2 separate regions of the Mus musculus genome follow, and region 2 is linked to region 1. A link is a contact called in ENCODE Hi-C data. All regions are on one chromosome and are shown on one strand. Each heading gives the region's core, a stretch centred on a gene start or an enhancer-like site at or near the end of the contact. The rest is flanking DNA. Distances are from core to core; before and after follow the strand shown. Region 1 holds the start of Lztfl1 (leucine zipper transcription factor-like 1). Region 2 holds the start of Ccr9 (chemokine (C-C motif) receptor 9).

Region 1 (4,400 bases), core at 433-2,932:
TCTATCCTCACCTCGGGGAGCAGCACTAACCTACTCACTAATCTAAATAAAATGGCTGCTGTGTGAGAGGAAACAAATGCCTACATTCCTTAATACACTAATTTTCAGATCTCTACAGAAACTTAACCTTACCAAATACAACCTTAAAAAGTATTATCTGGCTTGAAAACAAACAGTAGTCTTTTTAATAAGGCAGATGCTGTTTTAAAATAGGGAAGCTACACAGTTAGTACAGCTCTCAGACCTGGTTAGAGAAGTTTCTCTGTGCAATGGATGGTGGCTACCACACAGCTCACAGCTTTTAGGTACAGAGAATAAATAGGCTTAGCCACAACTAAGATATACACTCAGGAGGCAGAGGCATAGATAGGCAAAGGCAAGTGAATCTGAGTTCAAGGTCAGGCTGGACTACAGAGAGGATTCCAATATAGACAGGACTAAACAGAGAAACCCTGTCTTGAAACAGCAACAACAAAAACTGTCTTCTAGACATGACAGAACTGCTGGCCTAGAAACTCACAACTGTGGTCACCTGCACAAAGGTGCCAATCAACAATCCAGCACAGAGACGGGGAGGGGTTTATGAGATCGCACTTCTAGCTGAGCAGTTACTGACGGCTGAAGATTTATGAAGGGCAGAGAGACAGTTTCTTTTAAGAGTGTGGCCCAAGGAAGGTGATGGTCCCACACACATGAGTATATGTGCAGCATAAATTGGACTAGGTAGGCTTAAAAAAAACAGGACAGGAAGTAAACAATAATTCTGGAAGATGCTAGGGGATTTAAAATACATTGTATGAATGTATAAAATCTTTAAAGGATAATTTTTTTTAAAAAAGAGTGAGCTTATTGCTTAAAGTGTTTATTTTATGTGCATTGTTTGACAAATCATCTACACCCGGTTTCCAAGTGTTATCACAATGACATAAAAGAGTAAGAACACAAACAAGTACTAACTTTTTTGTGAAGCCACTAGCGTAATTTTTTTTTTTTTTTCGTTTTTGACATCAGAAGCAGGACCAGTTCCTAGCTCAGGATGGTTTAAGAAATGGTCTGTTTTGTTTAGATGTATACAAAGTGACACTTACTAGGAATTGATTGCTGGGATATGTCAGCAACCCACTTGAGCTTCACTTTCAATAACTTCTCTATGCCCAGCTATTTAAATTAATTGTACGATGAAAGGTTGGATGGACTGGCGTTTTCGCTTCAGTTTTATCTGTCTCAAAGTAAGCCCGAACTCTAATACCCAAATGGTCGTCAGACGTCCAAACAAAGAAAACAGCACCGATAATTAGTCAGTTGTAAAATCAGGTGCTTCAGAAAATTAGATTCAACCAAGTTCACACAGAAAGTTGGAACCAGCCCGTCATTCTTCACCCTGGCAAATGTGTGCGGCTGTGTCGGCCAGGGCTTCCCAGACCACAGCCAAGGACGAGGCGACAAGGCCGGAGGAAGGCTTCAGCAAGAAGCTGTCCCCGCGGCTCGGCCGACGTGACTCCCTCCCCGGCGAGGCCCCGCTCGCTCGCTCGCTCGCTCGCCCTCCGCACCCCGGCTGGGCCTCTCCCGACCAGGACACTCACCATGGTGGCGGCGGATCCGACAGGAAACAGGGAGGCCGGCACCGGGGCCTGAGGAACGGAGGTTGTTTAGAAGCCGCGCGTTGCCAATGGGAACGGAGACACGTGGGCCCTCGCTTGCACGCTATCATTGGCTCTCAGTGTCACGTGACGGATGATGTTGCGTAACTGGCTAATTTCCGCGGGTACATTGGCTTTGAGATCCGGAAGTCCCACCTTTTCTTGCCACGCTAACCTGGGGCGGTGCCTGCCGTTGCCAATGGCAACAGAGAAATTTCCGGTCGGGGGTGGGGGGGGGGAGCTGAGCAGCGCCTTAGGTGCCAGCGTGTTTGCCTACAATCAGGACAGAAGTTGGGCTTTGGCACCGGGATCCAGAGCTGGTGGTTCCAGACCTCTGAGAAGAACAGGCTGAGTGAACAGGGCTTCAGCGTGACTGCATCCGGCTATCAAGCTCATGCTGGCCCTGGTGCACGCCCTTCCTCCATCTGCATTGTTTTATAACGCTGGCAGAAGAGAATAACTTTACCTTTTTGGAAAAAAAATGTGCAAAAACATAGGTTTATATAGAGTAGTGAATTAGAGAGACAAACACTAGATTCGCCAGGAGAAGGTTGTGGAATAACGTCCTGATCTCCCTGGCGGAAGTTTTCACTTATGAAGTCTAACTTGAGTCATTAGAATCTTCAAGTTTTGGGATAGGTAAAGATCCTTTCCAAATCTGTTGGTGATCTTTTTGTCTTATTGACGGTGTCTTTTGCCTTGCAGAAGCTTTGCAATTTTATGAGGTCCTATTTATTGATTCTCGATCTTACAGCGCAAGCCACTGCTGTTCTATTCAGGAATTTTTCCCCTGTACCCATATCTTCGAGGCTTTTCCCTACTTTCTCCTCTATAAGTTTCACTGTCTCTGGTTTTATGTGAAGTTCCTTGATCCACTTAGATTTGACCTTAGTACAAGGAGATAGGAATGGATCAATTCGCAATCTTCTACATGATAACAGCCAGTTGTGCCAGCACCATTTGTTGAAAAATGCTGTCTTTTTTCCACTGGATGGTTTTAGCTCCCTTGTCAAAGATCAAGTGACCATAGGTGTGTGGGTTCATCTCTGGGTCTTCAATTCTGTTCCATTGGTCTACTTGTCTGTCGCTATACCAGTACCATGCAGTTTTTATCACAATTGCTCTGTAGTACAGCTTTAGGTCGGGCATAGCAAACACAGAAGTGGATGCTCACAGTCAGCTATTGAATGGACCACAGGGCCCCCAATGGAGGAACTAGAGAAAGCACCCAAGGAACTAAAGGGAACTGCAACCCTATAGGTGGAACAACAATATGAACTAACCAGTACCCCGGAGCTCTTGTCTCTAGCTGCATATGTAGCAGAAGATGGCCTAGTCGGCCATCACTGCAAAGAGAGGCCCATTGGACTTGCAAACTTTATATGCCCCAGTACAGGGGAACGCCAGGGCCAAAAAGGGGGAGTGGGTGGGTAGGGGTGGGGGTGGGTGGGTATGGGAGACTTTTGGTATAGCATTGGAAATGTAAATGAGCTAAATACCTAATAAAAATGAAAAAAAAAATCTTCAAGTTTAACCGTTGTTCCAAAGTGATGACTACCTCTATGGTCGCCTTGCCTTTAACCCCAGCACTTGTAAAGCAGGGGCAGAAGGACCTCTGTGAGTTCAAGGCCACCCAGGGCTTCATAATGAAGCCCTGTTTTAAAAAAAAAGACACTGTCCTATGAAAGACAAGTATAGGAAGAGGTTATCACAAATATTGGTGAACATACAACCACTCTAGGCCAGTGCAGTATCTTACGAGGAGGCACTGAGTAAACCAACATCATGCAGAGCTGCCAGCCTTCTGAGCCTGGGAGACTTTAAAGCAGGAGGGAACAAACATTCAACATTAGCTCTGAGTTATCAAAAGTTAATTTTGATGGTGCATTTTGAGATTGTCTTTCACAGCCAATACAAAGTAAAGTTTAAAGTGAATCACAATCGGGTGCTTTTAGATGCAGAAGAATTTTAGAGATATGGTTCCAGAACTACTTATAAAGGAAGAGACTAAGAATCTACAGCTTGGAGAGGTAGATGGAGGCTTTGAAGTTTGAGTCTTAAAACTATAAATCTGTTTTCAAGACAAAAAAGACTATTGCCAGGTGTTGTAATACAGTGGATATTAAATAAATTCTGATTTCAAGAATCTTCTTTCATTTTTTTCTGTTTTATTCTATCTAAATGATATTAATTAGGTAGAAAGTGTCATAATTGTCACAGGGGCTAAGCTTAATTACTTAAAAATCAACTTGATGGCTGGCCAGATGGTTCAGCAGGTGAAGGCACTTCCTGACAAACCTGATTACCTTCTTCAATTTTCTGGATCCACATGGTAGAAGAGAGCCAGTTCAGAACTATTGTCTTCTGGTTTCTACATGAACACTACATCACACCTGTGCTCCCCTTCCACGTATACACATACATGAGCATGCACACACCTGCAGACACGACTTTCAAATTTCTTAAGTGAACTTAAACTTTTGTTGTTAGAACAAAGTGCTAACAGATAAGTCCTTTAGAATAAAGCTAATTTATAAAGACACTATATCTTTAGGAAAAGGTCCAATAATGAAAACATATCCATTAGTTAAATGGTCAGAACAAAACAAAACAAAATAAAGCAGAAATAAGTTAAATGGATAAGAGAAGAGAAAATGTGTTCAGAAAAGCCACATGCCGTGATTAGTCGGGGAAGGCAGATCTGGAATATAACCACATGATCACTGCCATGGGTTTTAAGTCTTATCCTAGTACAGATAA
Region 2 (4,084 bases), core at 1,564-4,063, 50 kb after region 1:
TCTACAAACATATCATCTAGACCTATATGATCTACCTAAGTGGTCACAATCACGTTTAAATTTAAACCAACTGCAATCATACACACACACACACACACACACACACACACACATCTATCTATCTATCTATCTAAAATTTTTATTTATTTATTTATATTTGGTTTTTCCACACAGAGTTTCTCTGTATAGCCCTGTCAGTTCTGGAACTCTGGAACTCTGTAGGTCAGGCTGACCTTCAACTCAGAGATCTGTCTGCCTCTGCCTCCTGAGTGCTGCGATTAAAGGCTTGCACTACCACACTTGGCTTAATTTTTTTTTTAAAAGACCAGTTTCTCACTCCCACTAACTTCAGAGTTATTTCTTGCAACTCTATGTGGTTGCACACTGGACAGTGTGGCTTCGGGATGTGTCTACTGATGCTGAGGCATTCATAGCTCTCCTCTCAATTCCTAGGACTTACACTTGACTCCTTCTGTTTTCCCTAATATATACAGAAAATGCTTAAATTCCTGGCATGTAATTCTGGGCTACAACCATAGCCAAAGTTCTGCCTGATCTCTGTCCACTATGACCTGTAGGGACTGACGGGACCTTTCACACTCCTAGGAGTTTGAACTTGGGATTCTCTCTGCTACACTCAGCAGAGCTTTGCCACCGAACTGCTCTTTGCTGAATCAGTATACCGTCTTCTTTTAGGTCAGCTTAATCAATGGAAAGGAGACAGACAACAAAGTCCTTCCGAAGACCCCTATGTGCTTCTGTGGTATGACTTTCCTAATATGTGTAAATATTAAAGAAGGAGGAGAGCCAGACTGTCAGTGCATCTGGAGAGCAGTGAACTGAAGCAGACTTTTCTTTTCTGCTAGAGACAACTCCAGAACACAGTTTATGAGAAGGAGCAAAGGAGGATCAGATGAGTCTATTGGCTTCAGCAGCAAGGCCAATGTCAGTTTCTGTTATAGATACTGGGACTTGTAGACAGCAATTCTGGATTCCAGTTATTCACTAGAGACCATCAGTTACTGGTACTAATAGCTGGCCTGGTTACTGAGGACACGGTGTTCTGCTTTCTAGAGCCCATCTTAGGCAGGATGAAAGGGGGTCACCAGCATCCTACTGTCACCCAGTTCTGAATTCTAATGGCCAATGCAGAAGTCCAGCAAAGACACTGAAAGGATGGAGCTTTTCTTGCAAGGGATGAACCAAACTAGACAACTAAAGAGGCACCTCAGTGGCCCTGGGTTCCTTTGAGAGTCCAGAAACTCTCTCTGGGATGTCCTTGCCTTTTCCTGACTCCCCAGCCTCTTCAATATGTCCAAGAAGAGGGTTGTTGTGAGTGAGAGTAGGACCTCTTCAGATTTGCTTTCTCTTAGACCGTGGGGCCCATGTGGAGGAAGGGGTCTGACTTTTATTCCTCACTGCATCCATCTCCTTCCATCTTTGAACCACCTCTTCTGGCTTTCTGATGTACTTGCACTGGTTCCTTGCCATACTCTAACTCGGGGAAGAGACAGGTCTCAGAGAAGGAAGTCTTAACAATTCTAGTCTCTCCCTCCAGGAGGCTTTCCAGGCACAAGGCAAACAGCAAGTTCACTGCTATCTCTGCCTAAAGGTGGCCAGAAGGTCAGGGCCTAGAGCATGCTCTTCCTGCTGCTCCCTTCTTTTCTCTCAGTAATTGACACAGCATTGGACACTGTCAGAGACTGGTAGTACACTAGTTATGCACATGAATGTGGGTTGAGGGAAGGGAATTTCTTGGCTTACTCACACCATGGTTCCCTGGAGGTGATGAATCAATTGCATCTTTCATTCTTACTACTCAGGTCTTTCAGCCTTTCCTATGCTTATTAACCTTTTGCCACTGAGATATAAATTAGGACAAATCATGAAATCTCTTTGTTCTGTACTAGGAGGGGGTGATTGCTGGGCTATATGTCTGGGAGTAACACTGCACTTAGTGCACAGGATGCTAAACACATCAAGAGGAAATTAGTCTTCTAGAATGAGCTGTGATTTGTATATTTCAAATATAAAAAGGAGTTTTAAAAAAATGATGACAACAGGGAATCTTCACTATAACTGTGGCCCTTTAAGAAGATATCACCTGTGAGTTTCTATAAAAAATATAACATTTGCATGTTGAGACTTTTCAAAACTTTACTGAAACACCTGTGATTCATAAAGACACTTTAGCTCTCAATGTTAACATATGTGTAAAACTTTTCTGAATTTAAGGTGTCCTTGGTCCTTCATAATCTGTTCCAAGCTGCCTATCACATACAGAACTTTCTGAGGTAACAGCATCCGCAGAGTGCTCTGCCATGTCATAAATGTTAGGCATCTGTACTATCCGTCATCTGTAGCAGCCATGGGTGCATGTGTTGAGTGTCACTGCAGAGGTGCTCCCCATTATAGTTTCCATTTCAGTGGGAACATTTGGCTGGTAGCTATAGAACTGGGCAACACAGGTCTCTCAAGGCCTCAAAGGACACATCTTGATAGACAGTATAGAGGTAGTACCTCACATATACTTGTTCTTATAAATGTGTGCCTCTGGCCAGGACTCCCCATGTCTCCGGCTCCTGTATCGGGGGCCTAAGAAGACAATTTGCTCTTAGACTCTGTGTGTACATTGTCCACACTGAAGATGGTTAATCCTTAACCCTGGTGGTCCTTAGCTTTGCATTTCTGGCTGCAAATGATAGATGTGTGTTACTAGAATCTGCAGCAGGTGGCTCCCCACCCTTCTGGGTTACTCCGCCAGTGACAACACAGGCAGAGGTGGCCTGGCTTCCTTTTTGGTGTGTTTTAGCGGATAGCTGTCTGCTCAGAACCCACAGAAGCCTTCTCATCCCAGGCAGCTGCAGTGGTCCTCTCCCTACAGACCCAGACTCTGCACTTCCCCTCCTGGTGAGTAGATCCTTCCCTTCTTCTGTGCCTTAGACATCACCTGTGTACTTGGCTATATGCTGCCACCAACGCATCTATATCCCATGAGTGCACTCATCTGTTCAGATGTCATGTGTACCATGCTCTTTGCTAGAAAGTTCCAGTATGGCTCAGGCTTCTTGTAGGGTGAATGAAGAGTCTCCCTCTCGGAACACAGTGAAGGTCAAGCTCAATAGCATTGTTTGTGATTTGTACCTTCAAGGGAGGAGAAACAGTGTTGGGACAGGTAGCAAGGGGGTTTCCAAAAGTCTGAGAAGGGTGACAACCTTGGGTCTGAGAGACTGGCCACAGAAAGGACTTTTATAGCAGAGAAACCTTGGGGACCAAAAACTTGACAGGAGTGCAGTAGACTATGGTTCGTTAGACAATGAAGTGCTCAGTTGTTTAACTCCATGTCAAACTCTGTGCTCAGTACATGAAGTGTGGCCCAGGAAAGACAGACTAAAACATATATATTTATAAAACTATGTGTGGTGTGATTCCCTTCGCACTGGTACATGTTTATGTGCTATTAAAGGGACAGTACGAAGACACGGCTCAGAAATCTAACAATGGCTAAACTGGAAAGTGATACTTGACTTTGTATTTTTCCCTCGTTTATATTTATAAAGAGAGAGAGTGTGTGTGTGTTTGAAGTTTTGGATCTTTTTGTGCATTGTGAAAATATTCTTTGTTGATCAGAAAAGAAGCCAAGTTATTTCAAACGACCCATCCATAGAAAATTGGCATGCCCTTTCTTTTACAACATGTCCACATTCTTCTGTTCTAAAAAGAATTTAAAGATTTATTATACTTTTAATTACGCATGTGCACATGTGAGAACCGGTGCTTGAAGTACTGATGACTGTGTGAGTCTTCTAACATAGCTGAAATTCATACTTAGGTCCTCTTCAAGACACGTATTATATCTGTTCTTAGTTGCTGAGCCATCTCTCCATGACCTCCACACTCTCATTCTTCAGTTCTTAATTAGCCTGCTCTATAGCCAGCCAGTAGGTCATAGCAACTGTTGCTGAGCTAGTGATCTGGACCTGCAGGCAACCACTACCAAGGGAATCTGTCTCTTTAGCCTCTTTGCCAAACAATCCAAAATAATGGTCATTCCAGCATCTGGAGTTTCAGAGCCCTCTTCTTC

The links. Hi-C counts contacts between places; a loop is a spot of excess contacts on that map.
Region 2: a loop to region 1 is called in a map of regulatory T cell, with 3 times the contacts of the local background. The contact joins the promoter of Ccr9 here to the promoter of Lztfl1 in region 1. A Hi-C loop is called at or near these places in 8 of 37 maps with a recorded cell type or tissue (CH12.LX, Patski, T-helper 1 cell and 4 more).

The regions. Positions count from the first base shown.
Region 1 is chr9:123,715,943-123,720,342 of GRCm38, forward strand. It overlaps Lztfl1 (leucine zipper transcription factor-like 1), which reads right to left and starts at 1,683. Exons shown (of 10, transcript NM_033322.3): 1 at 1,584-1,683. The coding sequence starts at 1,586.
Region 2 is chr9:123,764,398-123,768,481 of GRCm38, forward strand. It overlaps Ccr9 (chemokine (C-C motif) receptor 9), which reads left to right and starts at 2,814. Exons shown (of 3, transcript NM_009913.6): 1 at 2,814-2,910. It overlaps Gm17021 (a long non-coding RNA gene), which reads right to left. Exons shown (of 2, transcript XR_380030.3): 2 at 310-4,084.